Regions from separate parts of the Homo sapiens genome. Here all the other regions are linked to region 3. Evidence: chromatin loops called from intact Hi-C (ENCODE). Cell type or tissue: endothelial cell of umbilical vein. All regions are shown on one strand. Region 1 has its middle 27 kb from the start of ADGRF5. Region 2 overlaps LOC105375080 (a long non-coding RNA gene). Region 3 overlaps ADGRF5 (adhesion G protein-coupled receptor F5).

Region 1 (5,000 bases), 72 kb before region 3:
TATCTGGCTCAATATTTCTTTTTTAATGAGAGGCATGTTGTGGGCTAGAAAGAGGCAGACCTGGTTTTTAATCTCCTGTCTTGAACAAGTGATTGTATCTTGCCAAGTCTTTGTTTCTGAAAATATGAACTAATACTTAGTGCACAAAGTTGTAAGAAGATTAATTATCTAAAGTGCCAAATAGGTTCCTTTAAAAAAACACCAAGTCAGCCAGGCGCAGTGGCTCATGCCTGTAATCCCAGCACTTTGGGAGGCTGAGGTGAGCGGATCACGAAGTCAAGAGATCGAGACCTTCCTGGCTAACACGGTGAAACCCCGTCTCTACTAAAAATACAAAAGTTAGCTGGATGTGGTGGTGCTTGCCTGTAGTCCCAGCTACTCAGGAGGCTGAGGCAGGAGAATTGCTTGAACCCGGGAGGCGGAGGTTTCAGTGAGCTGAGATTGTGCCACTGCACTCCAGCCTGGCGACAGGGCAAGACTCTGTCTCAAAACAAAACAAAACAAACAAAAAACAAAAAACACCAGGTCTTAAAAGAGGAGGTTGGCCAAGATGGTGAAAATGAGAAAACTGTCATTCACCAAACAGTTGAAGGATCATTCAGGGGACAATTAAAGTAAGAAGTACATCTTGAGCACATGAGGGCTGCTTTTAAATATTTAAAGGTTGCTCTGTGTGGGAAAAGGGAAGGCCAACAGAAGATCAATGGGTGGAAATTATAGCGCAACAGATTTCAGCTCAATGTGTGGAAGGATTTACCCACCATCAGAATCATCTAAAAATGAGTGAGCTGCCTTGTGGTGTGGTGAACGCCTTGTCCCGGGCAATGTTCCAGCACCCTGGAAGATGGACTAGTGGCCAGGGTGTTCCCAAAGGGATGCCCATAATGGGTGGAGTCCGGGTGATGACCTCAAAGGTCCCTTCCCGCTCAAAGCTATCAAGAGTCTCGTGATGTCAGTGCGGTGATCCAAGCCACCAAATGAAGGTCTGCAAAAAATATCATCAGGCTAGAGTGAGGATAGCTGACTTTTCACCAGCTAGCCCTACCTATCTGCTGCAGTAAGTTTAAAATAGGGTCTTAGTAACAATGGAGTAGGCTGGACTTCCAGGAAAGAGCAAAAAAGAAACGAGAACAATGAGGAGGGAAAACTTCACTGTAAACCACTCTTCTTGGGTTACTCTTTAACTAAATTATGGGTTACTTCTTGTGCTGCAAACACATTCCTATTTGATGGAAAACTGCCACATTTCTGTACATTTTCAGCTCAAGTAGAGTCAGGCAAATAACAGCAAGACTCAGAGCTTTGGCCCTGATTTCTCCTCTAGCTAAAATGGAAATATGACTACATGGATATGGGTTCCTAGCCATTCCGAGGTCTAACTTTAAAATGTGAAAAAGAAACTGATTCTACCATCTTCTAAGTTGCAAGGACTATGAATGGAATATTTGACTTTTGGAGAGAGAAGAAAGCTGGCTGGAACTGTCTGCCTGCTGTGAGTCAAGTTCACTGGCCACTGCCTTCTACCCATCTTTCCTTTTCTGCTACATGAACCACCTCAAGAGCAGTCTCTTTGTGAAGTAGGGATCTGGAAACTTTTAGAGAAGTAAGACTTAGGCTTAGGTAGACCCTATACACATCAGCAACCACTCCAGGCAGCCCCAGAGCTTTCTGTTAATACTTTATCCTTTGTGGACTCAAAGAACTTGCAGTTCTGGACCCTCACATGTTTCTGACCATGCTTGGGCAGCATCTCAGCATGCCTTTGCTTTCTTCAATCTCACTTTGAGATCCTGGGGGAAGAAAGCAGCAGTCCTTTCAACAGAAACAGTTATAAGCAAATGCTATATGTTTTCAGACCGAAACAAAGCCATGATATATTTTATTCTCAAGGCTTACCTAAGTTAGCTTTCTTAAAAACACTAATTAAAAAAAATCCTTTGAAATGTAATCAACTGTACATGACAAAATCATAGAAACCCTTGCAGACCAGGGTATTTATTTTTAGATGCGCATCAGCCTACCCAGCATAGCAAAGCCACTGTCTCATGTCCAAAGCATGGCCCTGGGAATTTCCTCTAACAAGGCTGTGTTTCCGCCCATTGTTGTAGCACAAAGGACAGAAGGAGGCCTGAGTAGAGGCTCATGTTAACCCCGCCTAGAGTAAAATCTGGAACCTGTCATCACCTCGGTTGGATCAATGTGGTCTTGAGGGCTGGGGTCAAGAGGGAGATTGCCCGCCAACTCTGGACAGATGCAAATGAGTAGTCATCCAAAAATATTCCAGAGACCGGTGACGGCAATTCAAAAGTAAAGCGTCAGCTTTCTTTTTGTAGTCAAGGATCTAAATCTCACCCGTACTGTGAAGTGAATTCTGGTCTAGACCTGAGACAGCGATGCTGTTTGAGGATCTTGGCTTGAATTGCAATTAATAAAGTGATTTTAAGAATATTTTGTTTTAAAAAAGCCATAAATCTGTGTACACACAGCCCCAATAAACACACACATACACACACACACACACACACACACACACACACACACACACTCACTAGAGCAAGTATCAGATACCTGAATCACCCAGAACTTTACTATTATTCTAGGCCAGTTTCTGATCCTTTATTTATTCATTGATGAAATGGGCATAACAGATCTCACATCCTATTAGTTTGGGGATAAATAAGGTATAATATTACAAATAATCTCACCCAAACTAGACTTTTGCTTAAGTTTTTGCATCTTGGTCCTAACATGTTTTGAGCTTCTTACAAGAAACTTGTGCACAAATATTTACTGTCAAGTCTCCAGGGGTTTTATTTGTTTGTTTTGCTACTACAGGAAAAGAAGGCCAATTTGTTACTTAATTGGCACACTTTACAAGCAAAGCTTTTCATGCCTTTGTCAAGTTCCTTCTACTCCTGGGGAAGGTCACTGCATTATTACTCAAAGTTGCAATGCTCAGGGCTATGTCTGGGGGTCTCCGTGAAAGATGAAGAGGTGGGTCTCAGGTCTGCACACAGCAGTCCACACACATCCTGTCCGGTGTTGAGTCTGTGATCTGCATTCCACAGCCCCATCACCACCCCTGCCCAATCAAAGGCCCAAGGAGCAAGGGGGACCTGCACGTACAAACACCAGCCTGAGCAGGGACTGGGTTGTTGGCCTCTGCTGGCAGGTGGATGTCCAGGTCCCCCCTCCAAGGTCCGCAGATTCAGGAAAATGTGCTGTAGCCCTTTGGTGAGAATGTGAGAATGTTAGTAAAAATGCCTTCATGGATTGTTTTGTTTGCAAGTGTTTATTATCAGACACCCCTCAGAGGTTCACAGGGCAGGTTGCGAATGTCCGAAGTGGGGCCTGGGAATTTCCTTCCACAAAGCCTGTGCTTCCTCTCTTTGTTACTCCTCAAAGAACAAGTTGGAGCATTACTAGAGATCCTTACTTAACCCTTTATCCTGCCCACCACTTCTTCGTTTACATTACAGAAAATTCACGCTGCCAGCCATCTAAGGAGCAAAAAGATGTTTGGGTTTTGGTAGTGGTGTGCACCCGCAGATGTGCACATATGTGTGCATTTGTGTGCATGAGTGTGCATATGTTTGTGTGTTAATGGAGAGGAAATAGGTAAAGCACAAAACGTATTGCATTTTAAAAGGTTTTCATTCAGTGTTATGACATGCAGCCATCATTGGTCAGACCAGAGAACACTTCTTTCTTTATCGTAATATGTATTCCCATATGCTAAAAATGATGACTCAATTGCAGTTCCCTGTCCCTAGGGAAGGGCTATCTCAGAATTATAGTTGCTTTTCACCTTTGGAGTCTACTTATTGGCTAAAGCTGGGGTATAATGAGTTGAAAGGTATTTCAATCAACTAAGAATTATTTATTGAATATATTCTATGTGTCTGAACTCTACTAGGTACTAAGAGAAACCAGAGATTCTGCCTGCAGGAAAATTCAAGACCATATATTTATACATATATACAAACACACAAACTCAACGTGTTGCAAATGAGAGTGCAAAGAAGCCAGATATTTGTATGGTCTAAGGCCAGTAAAGATTAGAAGAGGGACATGGGCCCTCACTCAGCCTGGAACTCTTCAATTATCCCCAGAGACATCTTTATGGTGTCTTCACCGTCCTTAAATCTCCAAGCACTAGCGAAGCCCAGTGTGTGCACCATGCACATACACATGTACACACTTGCACACACAGCCTGCTCTCAGGAAACGGCTGTGCCTTCTTGGAGGAAATAACGCCATTGGCCTTCTCACCACCAAATCTGTGCCAGGATCAGCCTCAATACCCATCTCTTTTGCCCTCCTGTTTTGTCCCAAGGGAAGAGGGACCCTTCCCTGCCTCCAGAGCTCAGCTCTCCCGTGCTCCTGCCCTTTATTCCCATAGCCTCACTAGGCTCACCTCTTATTGGCCCTTTCCTGTTAGCATTTAATTATGCTTAGATCCTTCTCATCTTAAAACAATAGGAGCAGAAGCTCTTCCTAACCCATATTTTTCCTCAGCTGCACTTCCATCTTCATTTTCCCTCACCACAAAATTCTTGAAAGGATTATGGCGATTCACGTCTTCACATCATCACCAACCATTCACATTGTGTTCTGTCTACGCTACCCCAGTGTACCTCAGCAAATGCTTTTGCCAAGATTCTCTTTGACCTCTGTATCCTCAAATCCAACTCATTTACTGTCAGCAGGACTTCACACTGTTCTCCACTTCCTCTAGTCTTGTCCCTGCCTTCCAGGACACCAATGCTCCTGGCCTCCCTCCTTCTTCTCTGGCTGCAACTTCTCAGTTGTTTTTTACAGGTTCCTTTCCCTCTGCCATTTCCTCAGCTTCCCAATGGCTATAACCGGGGCCAGCCACCTCTTCTCCATTCATTCTTTCTCCCTACTGTGGTTCATTCCTCTGCCTGGATTTCTCTTTCCTGCCTTCTCTGTTGATATAGTTTGGCTGTGTCCCCACCCAAATCTCACCTTGAGCTGTA
Region 2 (5,000 bases), 60 kb before region 3:
TGCCAGTCAAAGGTGTTTATCAAGGGTTAGAAGAGTGTGGGAGGAAGATACCACACTCAGCTCTGATTTGCTTCTTATGAGATAGCAGGTGATGGTGTCTGAGGCCAGCAGAAAGGAAGGGAAAGGGAGGATACTGCTGTAGAAGGCACCTGGAATGTTATTCTTCTAGCAAAGACTTTTCAGAGTGAACACTGGAATTCATTCTGCAGGCTTTCCAGAATTAAAGAATGTACATTTTTCCCAAACACTAAAATTAAACTGTAAGTCATGTTTATTCATAAGTTACATGTAATAGGAAACATTTCTGGTATTGATAACTCTGAATCAGTAGACCCTACCCCCCAACTTATTAGCAGTCTTGCTTTCTGTGGTTTCAGCCACTCATGGTCAAGTGGGGTCGATAAATATTAAATGGAAAATTCCAGAAAAAAAATTTATAAGTTTTAAATTACATGCTATTCTGAGCAGCATGATGAAATCTCATGCTGTTCATGCTGCCTTACCTGGAATGTGAATCATCGCTTTGTCCAGTTTATTTCTGACCATTGGTCACTTAGTAGCTTTCTCAGTTATCAAATCGACTGTCAAGATATGTATTGCAGCACCTGTGTTCAAGTGACCTTTATCTGACTTAATAATCGCCCCAAAGCACAAGATTAGTGATGCTGGTATATTATATAATTGCTCTATTTTATTGTGAGTTACTGTTGTTAATCTCTTAACTGTACCTAATTTATAAATTAAACTTTATCATAGGTATGCATGCATATAAAAAATGGTATATATGGGGTTTAGTACTATTGATGATTTCAGGCATCCACTGGGGGTCTTGGAATGTATCCCCCTCAGATAATCAGGGACCACTGTGTTGCCTTGCAACTAGAATGGTGACGAATGGTTGGGAGGACTGAGGTACACATTTTAAGGTAGGAGCCACAATTGACCTGAACTGCTCTGCTTACTAAAATAAGAAAATAAAAGATTTAGTAGAAAACCCAATGGCATGAAATCTGAGGCAGTGAGGGGCTGGGAAAACATGAGGTAAGTGTCATAAGGGGAATTTCAGTGACATGGGAGAAAGAGGGGCTTGATGCCACCCCATCAACACACACACACTCACACACACACACACACACACACACACACACTCCTTATTGCCTGTACCTTGCTTCATGTTCTTCATAGCATTTTTGCTCATCAGACATATAACTCATTTGTTTGTTTATTTTCTGTATTTCTGTATCAGTCAAGGTCCTGGCAGAAAAGAAGTGACATTCTCAAAGGGTAACAGAAGAGGTAAGAACAGTTAAGTCAACATAGAACCGACAGCATTGAGCAGCCATGGGTTGCCTCTCATTAAGTAAAAAGGGTCAAGAAGGGTGGGGAGGTAAGAGAGGTGTCAGAGGAACCTGCCAAGATCTGTGGCTATGGGAGAGGGGGATCCCCCAGGATCTGTGGCTAGAGGGCAGGAACACAACCACTGCCAAAACTGCAGCCTGGAAGGAGTTGGCGGGGAGAAAATGCCTAGCTCTCCAGTGCTTCCATACTACAACCTCCCGCTGGGATCTCCCACTCTCCCTACCTTCCATCACCCTCCCAGAGGACAAGGCACAGTAGAGTGCGGGGCTAGCCTCCTGGGGCACAGAAAAGGGCAAAGATGGACCTGGAGGGTAAACAGAGGCTAGCCAGCACCTCCCTCAACTAGAGTGCAGACTCCTAGGGGACAGTTGTTTTCATTACTTCTTATCCCCAGGGCCTAGAACAGTGTCTGGTGTGTAGATTTTCAATAAATGTTTGATGATGGAATGAATGCGTGCATGATTTGGAAAGAGAGAGATGTCGAAAGATTAAAGCAGTTTCCTAGCGTGTGTGACGTAAACTCACCTACTGCCACTATTATAGTATACAATTAGATTTACCCTTTCTCATAATGCTTTCACATGAAGGGATATTTCGAGGAAGGCAGGTTTGGCAGGCAGATCTGGAAGAAAAGATAGAGAAGATACAGTAAGGACCTCAGCACCATATGACCAACAGCGAAACCACAAAGTCTGAAGTTTAATGCTCTAGAATCTACAGGTGATACAGGCACGGGAGTGTTCAAGCCCCAGCCAGCCCCCATCCCAGGGAGGAAGGCCTTGGGCATGGGGCAGCTCTGGATTCCATCCTGACCAACTCAACCTCTCTGAGACTGATTTTCCTCATCTGTAAAATGGGGGTGAGGAGAGAATGCAGTGTTGTGAAGATTGAGCAGGACCCGACACACTGTGCCTAGGGTGGTGTAAACAGTAGGAGCCATAAGGATTGTTTCCGATGCAAGGCAAGTTTTCTAATTTTGAGATAGGTGTGGAAACTGCTGCAGTTGCTCTGCTTTCTGGGCTGGAGCCATTCATTCCGCATTCCTGATTAGGGAGAGGGTCAGGCGGTAATAGGACACCTCATTCCGGAGGACGCCTTCACCCCGTCCCCCTACAAGGCTTCCTGCTTCCTTCCTTCAGGGTCAAGTGGAGTCAAAGCTTGTTTTCCTTCTCACTCCAGGTCAGCATTACACAACACACTTGTTTTTTTCAGGTGACCCTGGAGGCTTGGAACTGCACTGACAGACATCTGTGCAGCCCTTCCTTCCTCTGGGTCAGGGAGATGTTTCCAGATGGAGTTGAATTCAGGAGCAGGAGAGGGACTTGGGGAAAAGGAGAAAGGCAACATTAGCTTCCCCTTGAGAAGCTGGGAAATGCCTTAGTGAATCGGATTCACGTGGCCTTCCTTTAATATGAGCTCTCTCTCCACTTTTATTTGATAGTGGCAAATTCTTCCTCTACCCTCCTTGGGTCTGTACCCCTAAAAGTACTGCTCTGAGATAAATTAGGCTAATGAAGAGAAAATGGGGAACCTCTGAATGAAGGTCTCCTGTGCTTGCATGAAGAGCCCACAAGAGACACTCTGGAATCCGTGACACCAGGGTGGAGTGGTGGGGGTTTCCCTCAAGTGCAGGCAACAAGGTGGTGCATTGTTCGTAGAGAATTTGAAATCAACAATAAAACTGACTAAATCATTTTTAAGGATTATCGGCTGGGCTCAGTGGCTCACGTCTGTAATCTCAGCACTTTGGGAGGCCGAGGCGGGTGGATCACGAGGTCAGGAGATCGAGACCATCCTGGCTAACACAGTGAAACCCTGTCTCTACTAAAGATACAAAAAATTAGCCGGGCCTTGTGGCACACGCCTGTAGTCCCAGCTACTCAGGAGGCTGAGGCAGGAGAATGGCTTGAACCCGGGAGGCGGAGGTTGCAGTGAGCCAAGATCACACTACTGCATTCCAGCCTGGGCAACAGAGCAAGACTCCGTCTCAAAAAAAAAAAAAAAAAAAAAAAGAACTATCACCATATGGTGGTGATCCCAAACAACATCAGTGATTAAGTATTTTTCCTAAAAAATCTATTGAAGGTCTAAGTTCTAAACAATTGCTACTATTACTGGTGAGTTTCAGTAATATAAGCTGCTAATTAATGTACTTTTATTTATTACCTTTTAATAAATAGTGTTCTACAGAGAAGGTAATTCAGAAAACTCTCATTTATATAGCAGCTCCTGACACAGAGGAACTCAGCTACATATGTTTGTTCCAAGAGTAAGTTTCTAAGGGTTTGGGACTGTTGAGTTTGCCTGAAGTCTCTCCAGCCTCTGCAGAATGACACATCCCTGCATTTGAACAGTAGATTAAAAACACACAATGTTAGCATGGTGTTTGTAAAGAAACTGAACATATGTAGCTTCAATTCTGTCATTATATGGGACCTTATAGAGTTTTTATTTTTGTTTAAAATTTAAAACAGTGAAGAGTGCAAACTTCAAGGCATACTATTATTATTTGGCACATACAAATTTGAGTTCACACTTAAACATTTCACTGAATTTTAGTAGTAGCATAAAGTAAAATGTTTTCTTTTTCAGTCAATTGCTTTAAATCAAAAGAATTAGTCAAGCAAATAAGGATTATTGCTGAAAATAATGGAGGGGAAAGTCAATAAAAGATCTGGTCCAAGTGTCAACTCTGCTAGATATCTCCATGGTCCAGAATTATGTGTGCTGGCTGCTCTCTAATTTTATGTATAGAAGTGTGAGTGTGTATGTGGCATAGGAGTGTGCATGCATGTGTGTGTATGTTTGTTTTTGAGAGAGAGAGAGAGACATTAGTGGATTCGGGTGACTCAGGGGCAAGAGGTCACTCATAAGATTGCCCATATTTAGTGAGAGCCCAGAAGGTTCAAATGAAGAGTCCCAGACAAAGATGTGCCGTAAGTATGTGCACACACTGCTGGGTAAAACACAAAGTCTAGATCTTAATGGCTTTCAACAAAATGGAAAAGTGAACAATTTGAGGAATTCCGGAAGAAACTAAAAATAGATGTGGTTTTCCCTCCCTTAATATTCCAGGTCAGATGAGGCAAAACCAAGGGCGATGGGTCTGGAATAATCGTGTAATTGTTGATATGTAGCTATGTTTTGTATACTGTGCTTCAGATCCAAAAATAGTTTAGTGGTCCTGAGAGGAAGACTCTGATAAATAGAAGGTGACGTAGTTATGAAAGGTCTTGAACTTGGAAATGTGGACCCCCTCATTGTGCTGAGATAGGCCATGGGAGCTGTGGAGGGCTGAGCAATTTCCCTGAGGCCCGACGACAATCTGTACAATGCTAGACCATTTTGAATTGCAGTAGCAGCCACTGTGAACACCTTTGTCTTCAATCTCTTACCCTTTAAATTCCTAAAATAGAAAGCTCAGGCTAGAAAGCAGAGCAACTCACCTTCATTAGTAGCAACCTGATCACCAGGCCAACTAGGTCGGTCCATCTCTCTGGGTTTGCCATTGTGGTATGAGACAGAGAAGACCAGTGAATAAAGAGGGTAACAAACCAATGACATATCCACAACTTGGACCTGGGGAGACAGAGAATTCAGTGGATTTAGGGGAAAGCCACTTGAAGTGAACAGCTAGTGCT
Region 3 (5,000 bases):
TTCCTGAATGGTTTTTTAGGCGTCTTTAGACCAAGTCTCAGATGCTTTTGAAAATGATACTTCATGAAGTACTGTCATGATCCATGAGCTGACGGTACATTCCTCTAAGAAAATACACATGTGTTATAATAATACATGATTTTGTGTATTTTATGCAGGTGAATATGTTTGCAAACTGATATTAGACATTTTTGAATATGAGTGCAAGAAGAAAATAGATGTTATGCCCATCCAAATTTTGGCAAATGAAGAAATGAAGGTGATGTGCGACAACAATCCTGTATCTTTGAACTGCTGCAGTCAGGGTAATGTTAATTGGAGCAAAGTAGAATGGAAGCAGGAAGGAAAAATAAATATTCCAGGTGAGAATGTTAGATAAGCCCTTTTGCAAATAGGTTTTTGCCTCTTGGCCAAGTAGAAATGGGAGATGTGGCGTATGGAAGGGGAAATGTCAGATGGCTGTTATTTTCTGGATTTCAGACTGTGAAAAGGCATTAGGTTTGATGCCAGCTCCAGCTTAGCCACTCTAGAACAAGACCCCAAAAATATATGCACACAAGTGTCGTGCTTTGGTTGTAGATGAGATCCCAGCAGCAGAAGACCCAAGAAATTAGGATCCCGATGACTTAGGTCGATGGCATTTTGGATCTAAAAAAAGACAAGAAAAGCTTGTGCTCACCTTCCTTTCATCTTCAGCAAAGAGCTAAGGATGAGGTCATTTGTCATTGAGGTCTGACTTGGAGCTTCTCCTTTCTGTGTCTCTTCTCCTGGTGTCTGGTCCTTCTCACTTCTCTGCCTTTGTATCTATGCATACCTCAATATTTTCTATCTCTGTGCCTCCAGCTTTATCCCTCTCTCTCTGCAGACCTGTTTGTCTCTCAGTCATTTCATATGATTTCTGATCCTGTTAGCTTTTGTTTTCAATCTGAAATCTTACCTAAAGTTCCCCACCCTCCAGTTTATATTGATGAATAATAATAATGGTAATAAATTAAAACAGCAATACTGACTCTGTTTTGTATAACAGTTTATGATTAACCCTTTAAAAAATATGTTACTGCTTTTAAATTGCTTGACCACAAATTTGAAGCATTTTACTTCCAATTTGCAAATAAGGAAATTGAGGTTCAGATTATATGACTTATCCAAGGTTGTCAAATATGAAAAAAAAGAAAGAAGAAAGAAAGAAAGAAAGAAAGAAAGAAAGAAAGAAAGAAAGAAAGAAAGAAAGAAAGAAAGAAGGAAGGAAGGAAGGAAAGAGAGAGAGAGAGAGAAAGAAAGAAAGAAAGAAAGAAAGAAAGAAAGAAAGAAAGAAAGAAAGAAAGAAAGAAAGAAAGAGAGGAAATAAATTAGGACTCACCAAAGGTCTTGTTTCACAAAACCAGTGTCTGTCTTGGCCAAACTATATTATGCATGCCTGGTGGGCCAGCACTGGAATGAGCTAGTCAGGCAGAGTTTGAACAGTGTTTTACCTAGAAACTGCATAGAGCAAGATCCAACTCTTCTCTTAAGAAACAACAGTATAATGCGCTTATCTGTAAAGAAAAAGTCTTTAAAGTAAAATGTGGCTTTACCCATGAAATACATTAGTGTGGTGAACCTTCATTTTACAAAGCCTTAGCTATGGAAATTGATTAAATTATTTTTAAAAAATTATCAGAACAGGGGCGGTGGCTCACGCCTGTAATCCCAGCACTTTCAGAGGCCGAGGCAGGTGGATCATCTGAGGTTGAGCATTGGAGACGAGCCTGGCCAACACGGTGAAACCCCATCTCTACTAAAAATACAAAAAATTAGCTAGGTGTGGTGGTGTGCACCTGTAGTTCCAGCTACTTGGGAGGCTGAGGCAGGAGAATCACTTGAACCCGAGAGGCCGAGGTTGCAGTGAGCAGAGATCATGCCACTGCACTACAGCCTGGGTGACAGAGTGAGACTCTGTCTCAAACAACAACAACAACAAAAACTATCAATTTACAGGCAAATTTTCCTAAGCACATGTAATTTCCAAAGGACAGTTCACCTGCAAGCATTTGTATTAGACATAAGTACTCAGAAGAAAGGCATGTGGTAACAGCTGAAAATGTTGACACATGATACATGGAGTCACTTCCCTGATTTCTAAGGAAGAGGAGGTGTAGGTATCCTGAAGGAACTGCCAGATGGAAGAAAGGCCTTGCACAATTCCTGTGGTACTGGCTTAGAAGCTTTCAACCCCGAAAGGTGAAAAACCTGGCCTTCTGGCAAAGGAATCAGGAAGTCTGTGGCGCAGATGCTTAGAGCGGGATGAATGACTGCAGAACAATGGATTTCCTGCCTCAGGGCTGGCAGCCTGGGGACCTGCACCGTGGTTTCTCTGATGGATTTAGCCTCTGCCTTGGCACCCTGCCCTTCTTTCTCCTGCCCTTGCTGCTTCCTCTCTGCAGCTCTCTTCTCCAAATTCCACAAGTTCTACTAACAACCATTTTTCCAAGTCTGTAGAACACAATCAAGCAAAAGAATTTACCCAAAGCATTTGGAACTGAATGAATGACCTGCTCTCATAAATGGTCGCATATTCAAAGCACTCTGGAAAAGGATGAGACGGAAAGGAAATAATCAACAATGGCAGAATTTCTAACTTTAAGAAACTAAAATTCAATGAAGATTTCCTCCCACATGGGAAAAAAGTGAAGGAGTATTCTTTAAGGGTATCAACGCAATCACAAAATAGTTATTGTGGTAGATTCAATGTATTCAACTCTGGTTTTTTTGTTTCATTTTGTTTTTTGTTTGTTTGTTTGTTTTTTGAGATAGAGTCTTGCTTTTGTCACCCAGGCTGGAGTGCAGTGGCGCAATCTCGACTCACTGCAACCTCCGCTCCTGGGGTTCAAGGGATTCTCCTGCCTCAGCCTCCCGAGTAGCTGGGATTATAGGTGCCTGCCACCACACCCTGCTAATTTTTCTATTTTTAGTAGAGATGGGGTTTCACCATGTTGGTCAGGCTGGTCTCGAACCCCTGACCTCCACCCACCTTGGCCTCCCAAAGTGCTGGGATTACAGGCATGAGCCACTACACCTGGCCTCAACTCTGTTTTCAATGTTTACATTTATCATCTTGGTTTTTCTCCACTCCCCACACAAAGTCTTGCAAAGCAGGTACCATCACCACCATTTTATAGAGGAAGGTCTGGGATGTCATCTAATTTTGAACAACAAAATTGTAATTGCATACCTTCTCTTCTCCAGAAAGCAAAGTACCAACTTATTAGCTGCATTCAGTACCTCCCATGCAGGGCTCCTGGTTGCACAGTCCCAGGGGTGTTGTAGGAAACACGATGTGAATGATGCCAATTTGGAAGTCCTGCTTGTGTTTTCTGAGTTTACCACCTCTTTGGAGCCTTTTCTCCACTCTTTCTCTGAATCTCAGCCTAACAAAAGTAGTTATTGTTCTCTGAACAAGACCTGCATGCTGCTGCTTCTGTGTTTTTGCTTATAGCAGTGGTTTTCTGGGTTAACAGTAGAATCCATTTTTCAAGCAGAATCTTGCATGGCTGTCTAATGCAAGTCTTCTCAACTCAGCACTATTGACATTTTGGGTCAGATAATTCTTTGCTGGGTGGAACTGTTCTGTGCATTGTAGGATATGTAGCAGCATCCCCAGCCTGTACCTACAAGATGCCAGTAACATCTCCAGTTACAACAACCAAAAATGTCTCCAAACCTTGCCAAATGTCCTCCAGGGAGGCAAAATTGCCCCTCATTGAGAGCACATCTAATGTGTAAAGCAGACCAAAGTGGAGCTGCTGTGGTTAGAAAAAGGGTGAAGGGATTGGAGCCCACACAGTTTATTATCCTTCCACCCCCCTCAACACAGCCCCAGCCCCTGAAGCAGCTTGATGGAATGCCAAGTTTTCCAAGGAGTATGGATTTACTCACACACAACCCACATACAACCACATACCAGAACTACAGCCGCCATTTCTATCTATTAAAATCCTGAATGTCTGTTAAGGCCTAGAGCAAATCTTCCCCTTCTCTGAAATCTTCCCTAATCTCTCAACTAAACATCCCTCCTTTAATCTACATAACATATTGACTTCTTTCTTATGGAACCTACCCACTGCACACTATCATTATTTCTGTACATCTGTTTATACACTCCTTCTTGCATAGATCATTGTCTTGTACATTAGTTTGGTGAGATAAATGGGTCTTTAAGGATCAGTAAGAATCAGCAGGAGGAAGAGGGAATGAGAATATTTCAGGTGTGAACAGAGGCATGGAGGTGCAAAGCTACAGGGCATGTTCAAGCCCCAGGAGATGATCTAATTTTTCAGAGAGAGCTATAGAAGATAAAGAGAAGAGAAGCAGATTGGAATCACACTGTGAATAATTGAATATACCAGGCTAAGAGGGATTTTACTGTATTCTGTAGGCAATGGTAAGGTTTTAAAGGTAAAAAGAGGGACATCAGATGGTGAGAGCTGAACTTAGGAAAAATAAGTTTTAAGGTCTGATAGCCAATAGATTGCAGGGGCAAATAACTGAAAATAGAGACTCAGCTACAATCATGTGTAATGGGCAGACCACAGATAATGGGGTCTGAGCAAGTTACCATGGGTAGGAGTGGATAAGACAATAGTGAGATATTTCAGAAGAGTAATCTAAAAGTTTCTTACAACTGAGTAGGGGTAAAAGGTGAGTGCATGCAAGTAATTTAGGATTTTTTGTTTGGGGAAATGCCAAGTGCAAAGAAAGGACACATTGGAAGATGTACAGGTTTTATCTGGGGAGAAAAAAGATGAGTTCTTAAATGGACCAATTGAGTTGAAGGTACCGAAGATGTCAGAGCAACACTTGGGAATTTGCTTCTAAAGTTTCCAACGAGAGTGTTGCTCTTAGAAATAGAGTGGGAGTCATCCAAATTTGAGCTATACTAGAAGCCATAGGTATAGATGAGATTGCCTGCAGAGAGAATAGAGAAAAAGATGAGGAAAGGGGCAATCTTTGAGAAGAGGATG

What was found. Peaks named below come from ENCODE experiments on the same cell type or tissue, not always from the same donor. Only the 100,000 strongest peaks of a DNase experiment are listed, where the experiment ranks them.
Region 1: a loop joins it to region 3, with 9 times the contacts of the local background. A loop is called at or near these places in 2 of 110 quality-filtered maps.
Region 2: it touches region 3 in a loop (6-fold over the local background); 4 of 110 quality-filtered maps call a loop at or near these places.

The regions. Positions count from the first base shown.
Region 1 is chr6:46,946,021-46,951,020 of GRCh38, reverse strand. It overlaps a transcript of ADGRF5 not described here. Among named protein-coding and RNA genes, the nearest start is that of ADGRF5, 27 kb to the right of the region's middle. In endothelial cell of umbilical vein, no CTCF peak of the experiment used is centred here; DNase peaks (open chromatin) are centred at 1,360, 2,140 and 3,310; H3K27ac peaks cover 3,752 bases.
Region 2 is chr6:46,933,370-46,938,369 of GRCh38, reverse strand. It overlaps LOC105375080 (a long non-coding RNA gene), which reads right to left. Exons shown (of 3, transcript XR_001744147.2): 2 at 4,806-4,938; 3 at 1,205-1,981. It also overlaps a transcript of ADGRF5 not described here. Among named protein-coding and RNA genes, the nearest start is that of ADGRF5, 14 kb to the right of the region's middle. In endothelial cell of umbilical vein, no CTCF peak of the experiment used is centred here; a DNase peak (open chromatin) is centred at 2,559; H3K27ac peaks cover 1,099 bases.
Region 3 is chr6:46,873,564-46,878,563 of GRCh38, reverse strand. It overlaps ADGRF5 (adhesion G protein-coupled receptor F5), which reads left to right. Exons shown (of 21, transcript NM_001098518.2): 10 at 159-362. Among named protein-coding and RNA genes, the nearest start is that of ADGRF5-AS1, 27 kb to the left of the region's middle. In endothelial cell of umbilical vein, no CTCF peak of the experiment used is centred here; a DNase peak (open chromatin) is centred at 2,353; H3K27ac peaks cover 1,294 bases.